3 separate regions of the Homo sapiens genome follow, and all the other regions are linked to region 2. Evidence: chromatin contacts called from ENCODE Hi-C or POLR2A ChIA-PET data. All regions are on one chromosome and are shown on one strand. Each heading gives the region's core, a stretch centred on a gene start or an enhancer-like site at or near the end of the contact. The rest is flanking DNA. Distances are from core to core; before and after follow the strand shown. Region 1 holds the start of SFR1 (SWI5 dependent homologous recombination repair protein 1). Region 2 holds the start of GOT1-DT (GOT1 divergent transcript). Region 3 holds the start of SORBS1 (sorbin and SH3 domain containing 1).

Evidence for each region. A loop is a pair of places that touch in the nucleus more often than their neighbours do. ChIA-PET counts read pairs that join two places held with the same protein, here RNA polymerase II (POLR2A). Pooled maps may share reads with other maps.
Region 1: a loop to region 2 is called in a map of B cell, with 27 times the contacts of the local background. The contact joins the promoter of SFR1 here to the promoter of GOT1-DT in region 2. A Hi-C loop is called at or near these places in 1 of 168 maps with a recorded cell type or tissue (B cell) and 4 of 50 pooled maps. POLR2A ChIA-PET finds 5 or more read pairs at or near these places in 1 of 52 experiments (activated T-cell).
Region 3: a pooled map shows a loop between it and region 2 (7-fold over the local background). The contact joins the promoter of SORBS1 here to the promoter of GOT1-DT in region 2. A Hi-C loop is called at or near these places in 5 of 50 pooled maps.

The regions. Positions count from the first base shown.
Region 1 is chr10:104,120,761-104,123,725 of GRCh38, reverse strand. SFR1 (SWI5 dependent homologous recombination repair protein 1) reads right to left here and starts at 1,555. Exons shown (of 4, transcript NM_001002759.2): 1 at 1,530-1,555; 2 at 640-761; 3 at 1-12. The coding sequence starts at 1,542. RefSeq lists a silencer at 1,560-1,789 and enhancers at 2,030-2,079, 1,474-2,137, 2,710-2,809, 2,293-2,965.
Region 2 is chr10:99,429,470-99,432,302 of GRCh38, reverse strand. GOT1-DT (GOT1 divergent transcript) reads right to left here and starts at 1,367. Exons shown (of 5, transcript NR_183993.1): 1 at 1,038-1,367. It overlaps GOT1 (glutamic-oxaloacetic transaminase 1), which reads left to right and starts at 1,679. Exons shown (of 9, transcript NM_002079.3): 1 at 1,679-1,855. The coding sequence starts at 1,738. RefSeq lists enhancers at 1,099-1,528, 1,709-1,758, 1,779-1,838.
Region 3 is chr10:95,559,795-95,562,692 of GRCh38, reverse strand. SORBS1 (sorbin and SH3 domain containing 1) reads left to right here and starts at 1,322. Exons shown (of 33, transcript NM_001034954.3): 1 at 1,322-1,373. RefSeq lists silencers at 973-1,342, 1,383-1,492 and an enhancer at 977-1,739.

The sequences.
Region 1 (2,965 bases), core at 306-2,805, 4.7 Mb before region 2:
TGCACTCATAGGCTATAAAGAGCACAAAACATTAAAAATGTGAATCAAGAAAAACATTCTTAATGTCAATAAATCACCAGAAATAAAGTCCTTCCATTTCTATGCTAGACACCACTAGATGGCTTTCTGTCTCCACATCTAAAGAAGGCATCACAAAATGACTTTAATTTCTGGAAGCTCCATTTGTTTTATTTCCTTTTTACTTCAGCAAGATCAACACCTTTCCAAAAGTGTTGAGAAGTTTATCCCAGTAATCAAGGAACATTTGTTCAGTAACAAGCACATGCCTGATAGTACTCCAGGTGCTTCAGAATTACAGAGTAAGGAAAAGACCTAGACTCTGCCACTAAAGACCTTCATAATAATATTGCACAGATGCAAACTTTCTCCATCTGGAGTATTGTAATAACCTAATCTGAAACTAACTGAAATGAATTCATTCAAGAGGAAAATATGGAAGGGGGCTGGTGGGTGTCATATATGTCACCTTAGAAGAAAAACAAAATTATTTAATAAAATGTCTACTTATTTATGCTACACATTATGTTAATTAACAACCTTCCGTAGAATTTAAACCACCACTGCCACAATACTTAGAAACACATAATGGATCCACTGGAAGAACAAAGATTTTCATACTTGTTTTCGGGAACTATTTGTATAGGGAGATGATGGATTCGCAGAGGCCTGAGGAGTGCTAGGTAAAACCACAGCTGAGTCTGACGGACTTTCCATCTTGAAAGTGAAATCTTGGTTTTTCTCTAAAAAAGAAAAATTATAAAATAATCGAATTAACCACACCTCTCTATAGTCGACTTTTATCAAATAATATATTGTATTGGTGTACAAAGCATCCACAAGTAAGCCAGATATTTCTTCTAATTTCACTTTGTAATTCATTCTTGCTCTTTTTGCAGTTTTCCATTTACCTTCCCACATAGGGACCACTAAGTTTTTCATGATACATCAACCAGCTAGTATCTCATAGTCACAAGACTCTCCTTGTTTTCGTTTCATCCACCAAAATATATTCAAATTCTGCCTTGGAAGTAGGGAAGAATAACAGCTTTAGATAATCAGGAATTCTTTATTATGACAGCTTCATAATTCAAGAAGCTATAGCCGAAACCTTGACTCAAAAACAATAGGACCTGAATGTCACCCATCCTGAACTCTACAAGCTGTGACTAGAACCCGTTACCCTGCCGGCCCGAGGCATAAGAAACACAGCGGAGACGCATTTAAGCCCGTCTGTAGCCTTTTAGTTTAAGCGGCCAACAGGGACTGAAAAGGAGAGTGGACTGAAATTGCTTCCTCCGACAAAGGCATTAACTTTTGAGGGGTAAACTAGGGGCGGGAGTCGTCCCCTCCTTCCCCCCGTTGCAGAAAGCCCACTAGTTCCCCGGAGACCCCAGGCATAAGGTGAGGTTGAGTTCCCCAGACCCGGAAAGGGAGCTCAACTCGACTCCACAGCCGACTCCCGGGGAAGCCCAGGTGTCAGGGATCCCCCCTTCCCCTCAGCAGGGTACCTCCCTCCGCCATTCCCAGCGAGAGCAAAAAAGCGCGCGCACCTGCGGCCGTAAATCGATCCTGTGGCAGGGGCGGGGCCGTGCGGTAGGCGGAAAAGATGCGCAATTGGCCAGATTGCCTGACGCGCGAGGCGCCGCTTCACTCAGCGACTCAGAGCGGTGGGACTGCGCGCGCGCCTCCGCCAGCGGGTGGTTGGGGCGGGGCTTGGCCCACACGATGGGAGGCCCAGACGCATGATTGGCAGAATTAACCGGTGCGCGCGGCTCTCCCCGCCCAGCGCCCGAGAGCAGCGTGAGTGCGCGCGCGCGCGGCCGCGATCCGCAGCAGGTCTTCGGGGCGGGCGAGGCTGAGCTTCGGAATGTTAAACCAATCCTGAGGGGGGCGCGCTTCCGTTCGCGGCTTCTGTTGCCTTATTTTCAACCGCCTTCCCTTCAGGCTTCCTTGTTTTTGTGCGTCTGTGAAGTGCGCCTGAAAGTGCCTCTCCCCACCCCCGCCAGCCCGCCGCCTCCATTCTCTGGCTCCAGTCAGTCTCCTCTCCCTGCTAGTCACAGTGAAGGCTTTACTCAGACGTGGGGCGGCCAGAAGCCGCACGGCTGGCTGCATGTTAGATTTACAGCTTGTGGACTCCCCAGAGGCAGAGACCACAAAAGAACAGCGTTGGTTGGGTTCCAGCCTATTCCAGCGTGGTGGTTCCAGAGACCACAAAAGAACAGCGTTGGGTTCCAGCGTTGGGGTCCACATTTCAAACATGTTAGAAATCTATCCGAGAGTCCCGGCACTTTAGCTGAGCTCATCGCTAGCTTTTTTGGCTGCCGCAAACTCGGCGGTCCCGTCGCGAGGTTTTTTGTTGTTGTTGTAAACAAAAAACCGTTTCTGTACCTCAGTATGCAGGCTCCTTAGCGTGACCTCAAATCTTTTACTCAAATCTGAGGGAAAATGTAGCCCAAGGAAATTTGTTGTGGCGCAACACAGGAAGCAGAACAATCACTACATGAGATTGTGTCGGTCCAAAATTCACGTTTGAGACCGACAGGGCCCTTGCTGGCTACCGGGCAGCAGCATCCTCAGTCGAGAAAATCCCCCCCCCGCGCCCCGCTTCCAGTATGGCGAGGTTCTGTTGCTACGCGACGACAAAGTTAGCTACATTGGGTGGAGCACTGGGTTTAGTGAAAGAGTTGAGTAACTTCTGAGTCACGTGGAAGTTGGGAATTTCCAGGGGCCAGTGTTTTCAGTCCTCTTATTGAATGGCCATTTTAAACATTGATATCGTCTCTTTACTATTAATAACATCTGACAGTAGTGGCTTAGAAGTGGCCAAAAGGGAGTTACCTGAGTCTTAAGCAGTCAGGTATAATAATTACAGAACCTGAGGACTACCTAAGGGAATGATTAGGGGCGTACACGTTACAGTCAAATTGTCTAGGTTCAAATCCTG
Region 2 (2,833 bases), core at 118-2,617:
GACTGAAGAAAATACGGTACATATACACCATGGACTACTATGCAGCCATAAAAAAGAAAGAGATCATGTCCTTTGTAGCAACATGGATGGAGCTGGAGGCCTTTATCCTAAGTGAACTAATGCGGAAGAGAAAACCAAATACTGCATGTTCTGACTTGTAAGTGGGAGCTAAACATTGAGAACACATGGACACAAAGAAGAGAACAACAGACACTGGGACCTACTTGAGGCTAGAGGGTGGGAGGAGGGAGAGGATCAGAAAAAATACCTGTCAAGTACTATGCTTACTATCTGGGTGACAAAATAATTTGTACAACAAACCCACATGACAAGCAATTTATCTATAAAACAAACCTGTGCATGTATCCCGAACCTAAAATAAAAGTAAAAAAAAAAAAAAAAGCAGTTTACCATCTATGAAGGGTGTGGCAGATATGCAATGTTAATAATAGCTGACATTTAGAGAGTCCTTCTTACATGCAACTAACCACTTCGTAAATGTATTAACTCACAAACTCCCCACACCAACTCTGAGGAAAATACTATTATTTCCACAGAGCAGGAACTTCCACAGAGAGGTTAAAATAACTTGACTAAACCTGCCCAAATTCGTAAGCGGCAGCCAGAATCTAAACCTAGATAGTCCGGTCCCGGAGATAGGTTTTTAACCACAAAGGCATTTTCTAAAATTGTGAAAGTACAGAAGCACAGGAAAGAGACATTTTGGCCAGATAAGGGTTAAGGGAAGGCTTCATGGATGAAGTGGCATTCGCTCTGGGTCTTGAAGGTCAGCAGATGGAGAGGGCTCCTGGGGAGGAAGGACTCTAACGGGGAAGGAACAGCCTGACGAAGAGGAACTTTGGGTACCAGCCAGCTGACGACAGCAAGATCTGGTCCGGTGCGCGCGGGAGGAAGCTGGGAAGGGACGTCGCGCCCAGATCCCGAGGTCCTTGAGGACCAGGCCCTCTCTGCAAGGAATCGGGGAGGAAAATCTCAAACTATTAATAGAAGAGCGGCAAAAAGGAATTCGTGCGCACCCCTCTCTGTTGGAAGGACCTTCCCTGCCAGAGACCAAGGCTGGCAGGACAGGTATACTTCCCTCAGGGGGAAACAGCCGACAAAGGTGGTCAAGGTCGCCCGCGCAGGCTCCGGAGCTGCACGTCCTGGACGAACACTCCCGTCCCGAGCACAGACGCTGGGTATTTGGCTGCCAGCCCGGGCCCGCCAGGCCGGGCCTGGCACCGCCAACACCTGCTCGGCGGGAACAGGAAGACCTGTGTTCGGGAACTCCCTCCGGCCACCTCCCCGTATCCTCCTGGCCCTCGAAGGTCGAAAGGTGGCCTCTCAGGGACACCCGCCGCTCGCTCGGCTCCTCCCCTCAGCCGGGAGACCCAAGGAATAACAGCCTCTGCGATAGGAGCACGCTCTACCAATCAACCGTAGTCTTCGCCCACGCCTCAGCCGGAGGAAATTGCATTGGTTGCATCATTCTCGGCAGCCGATAAATTGTTTTCTTGGATTGGCTAATAGCGTTCCTTCTCCCCTGTGCCTTCGTCGTCAGAAGCTGGCGATTGGTTAATCGCGTTGCCAAGCTTTGGACGCGGCTCGACCATTGGAGGCCGCGGGCCCGCCCCCGCCGGCTAGGTGAAGGTGAGTGTCTCCTCCAGTCGCAACGGCCAGACCTGACCTGCCAGCTCCGGGCGTGGGGTGAAATCTCTTGATTCCTAGTCTCTCGATATGGCACCTCCGTCAGTCTTTGCCGAGGTTCCGCAGGCCCAGCCTGTCCTGGTCTTCAAGCTCACTGCCGACTTCAGGGAGGATCCGGACCCCCGCAAGGTCAACCTGGGAGTGGGAGGTAAGGATGTAGTGCTCTGGAGTGTGAGCAGCTCGGGGAGTGGAGCGGACCCAACCCAGGTCGTGGAGACTGTGGGAGAAGCCGAGGCCCAGTGTGGCGCTGCCTGAAGAGGGCGGCGCCGGAGAGGAGGCTGGATCCACGAAGGCTTCCTAAAACCTGCCCATTTTACAGATGCAGGTGTGGAGTCCCTGGAAAGGGGCGATGTGTCCGAGGCCGCACAAACCAGGTGTAGCAGCCAAGACACAAACTCAGTCTTTCCGATTCCCCATTCTGCCTTCTTTATACTGCATCCTCCTAAGAAATGAGGCTGCCGGAGCTTGTAGAGAGAGGTAGAAAAATAGGAAGCCTGATAGGCTTAGGGTTCTGGTTGCTAGGAAATGGGTAAAGGAGAACTTTTAACGCTAGAAAGCTCTGTTCTGAGTCGGTAAATATTTGAGTGACCACCGAGTATCAATCAGCCACCTTATTAAGCTTTGTAGGGGGAGACTGAGGCTTGATTTTGCCCTTAAGGATTTAAAAATCTGCTGGTGTTACACAATGCTTTGAGACAGGTTAATGCTGCCCCCGGGGGGTCTGGGGAGATGGTTCTGGCCGTCACAGATGTGGTAGGAATGGGTAGAGATGGTGGAAAGGAGTGGAGAGAAGTATGGATGGTAGAAGCTTACTTTCCACACATCCTATCTTCATTTCTTGATTCAAGTGATTCTCTTCTGTACCTTGGACAGCTCAGAGCATGGGCCTCAGTTTCCCCATCTGCCAAGAAGATTTATATTGGAGTGCCTCTCAAATTTTTTACCCCTAACCCTCTCTGATGAATTTGTTATTCTTCTCACTATCATTTGGATGTTTGAAGCCCCACAGACACTTATTTTCTCCATTTGGATTTTGCCACGTGCAAAGACCAGCCAGAGAGATGAAAATGGGTAGGATAAAGTCTTATGCTAGGTAATAGACTTAGAATAAAAGGACTAGAAATTG
Region 3 (2,898 bases), core at 73-2,572, 3.9 Mb after region 2:
AGTTTCCGATCAGTCTGTGCAGTTATCAAGGCCAGTCTTTACCCTGCCACCCACAGCCTGTTCACTGAGAATGTGCTCTGGCTGAAGATGCTTGCAAGGGCAGCTGACAAAAATCAGTTGTGCTCAGCCCAAAGGGCGAGTGTCTTATCTTCAGGGATGTGGGAAGCTGGGCATGGAGGGAGCAAGTTCCAGACCAGTACTTGCTGGCTCTGCGACCTTGGGCCAGCAGATTCCCCACTCTGATCCCTGTCTCTGTTTCCTTTTCTGTAACTCTGAGGGGGACTAGAGGAGGTCAGGAGAATGGCATAGCACAGTGGTTAGCTCTGAACCCCATCTAACACGGTGCCTTCCCCCCACTTGCAATGACCTTGTTGCATTGTATGCACTCTACTTTTCACATTGTAGAGGATCTTATTTATTTACTTGTCTCCACTAAAATGGAAGCTTCCTAAGGGAAAAGGCCTTGCCTGTCTTGTTCTCTGCAGTTAACACTGGGGTCCAGCACTGCCACAGAGCCTCTAAATATATGTGTGTTGCATGAGTGAAATCTCAGAGCCTGGGTTCAAATCCTGGTTGCACCACTTGCTGTGTGACCTCGGACAAGCCACTTAAACTACACCTCAGTTTTCCTGCATAAAAATAGTAATTATTTTCAGTTTTCTCACTAGAAAAATATGGATTAGTAATCGTTCCTCTCTTATCAGGCTAAGAGGATCAAATGAGGAAATATCCGGGAAGCATTAAGCACACTGGCTGGTACAGAGCACACGAATGACAACAGCAAACGTTTATGTAGCACGACGGCCAGGAACTGATCAAAATGCATCACCTATGTTAACTATGTTAATCTTCACTAGATTTTACGAAGTCGGACTATTATGCCATTTTACAGATGGGTAAACTGAGGCCCAGGAGTTAAATAACTTATCACTGTTATTTTACGTCTAAGGTTCCTTCCAAGCTCCCCGTGGGCGACCCTTCCGAAGGACCAGAAGGCGCGCCAGGCCAGCGTCCGGCCCGGCCAGGACGGAAAGGGTTACTAGGCCCGCGCGCCCGTTACCGGCGGAGGCCGGCGGGCTCACAATGCCAGGAGCCGGGCGCCGGACACTTCTTCGCCTCCCATCCGCGCACACGCCCCTTCCTGTCACGGCTGGGCCCGGCCCCGCCCCCGGCACCGCCCGCTGGCCGGGCGCTGCCAGAGTGGACGGTTCCAGAGGCATGCTAATGAGGGGGCGGGCACCGCAGCCCATTGGTTGTCCGCGGAGTGTCGGTGAAGTCAGCGCTGAGTCCCAGAAAAACAGAGCGGGGCCAGCTGCAGCGTGTAGTGCGAGTGGGGCGGACGCGCGCAGCCCGCCCGCCCGGCGACCAGCAAGGTAAGCCCGCGCTCGCCCGCCCGGCCGCGCTTGCCCGCTCGGCGGCGGCAGCGCCGGGGGTGTGCGCGGCTCGGCCCCCGCGGGCGGCGCCTTTGTTCCGCGCTCGGAGGAGGCGCATTTAAAGGGCCAGCTGTTGGAGGGACTTGGGGGACCCCCTCCCCCAGAGCATCCCCCCATGGGCACAGGGAAAGCGGTGGTCCCTCGCGGCCGAACCGTCCATCCTGCCTGCTCGGCGAATCCCCAGTCTTTCAAGGAAAGTTCCCCAGGGTGCGGAGGATCTGGGGGCTTCCAGGGTTGGGGGTTTTTAAATTTCCTTTTTTGGTGGGTGTGGGGTAGTACGATCATGGCCTCTGCTAGGAGAGAATGTCCGCCCGTCTCAGGGTGGCTGCAATTTGGGTGGGTGGAGGAGACATCAAAGCCCGAATGGGTTTGTGCTGTAAAGTGAAACTACCGAGGAGGGGCACCTCTGCAGCAGCCAGAGGAAGGCGGAGGGAGCGAGCGGCGGGATGGAGGCATCTCAGGTGTGTTCATTCATCAGCATCCCCTGGAGAGGGCGGCGGGAGGGGCGCAAGGACGACGCGGTTGGCCGGACCCGCCTGAATGAACGGGGACTAGTATGCGCCGGGGACACGGCGCCTGCCCGTGCCGCCCGTGCCCCTTCTTCTCCCCGAGTGGCTGACAGCATCTTGCTAGGCAGCTCATCACCGACATGGACAGCAAGCAACTCCTTTCTCCGAATTCCCCGGGCATCCCCTGCTACCACCTCGCTGCTTTCCGATGTGGCTTCCTTGATACGTGGTAGCGCCATTCAAGATAGAGGGGAAAGAGGCTTGAAGTCATTATGTTTCCTTCATGGGGGAATGTGCTGTCGAATTCTGCATCCCCATGCATCCGCTGTCGTAAGATGGCTTTGAAATTCACCAGTGCATGCTTTCTCCAGGCAGACAAGAATTTATTACGCTATTACATTGCTACGTAAAAGCAGAAGGGATCCCACTGAGCATGGCTCGTTTTGTTCAGTCCTCGGTTTTTCCCAGCATGTTCTGGGCGAGCCTTTGGATTTTTGTTTTAAACACTGAGCGTTGGGATGCCCCTGTTGTCACAGGGCCGACCTGCTGAAATTGCTGGAATTGGTTTCATCGTCAATAGGAGGGAGGTTCATCTAGAGACATCATGGAACCTATCTGGCGTGTCAGGCCTCTGACTCCATCTCTCCCCTCAACACCCCCCCCCCCGCCCAGCCCCCCGCGCCCTTTTTTCCTCTTAAGTGGAGGCGGGGGATGGATTGGCTGTCTTCACTCTCCTTGTGTTTTGAGCTCCTCTGCTTAGATTCAATTCTGTGGTTTTGGTTGGAAAGGTATCTTGGTGGTGATCGAAGAGAGGAGGGTTGGATTAAAAGTGGGGTGGACACAGAGGGGTCAGCAGCATCAATGACAGAAGACAGATGATGGACATATCTACAGCCTTCAGACACCGATGAGGCAGATGGCTGTCTACAGAGTGAGGGGCGTGTGTTTGGGCTGTG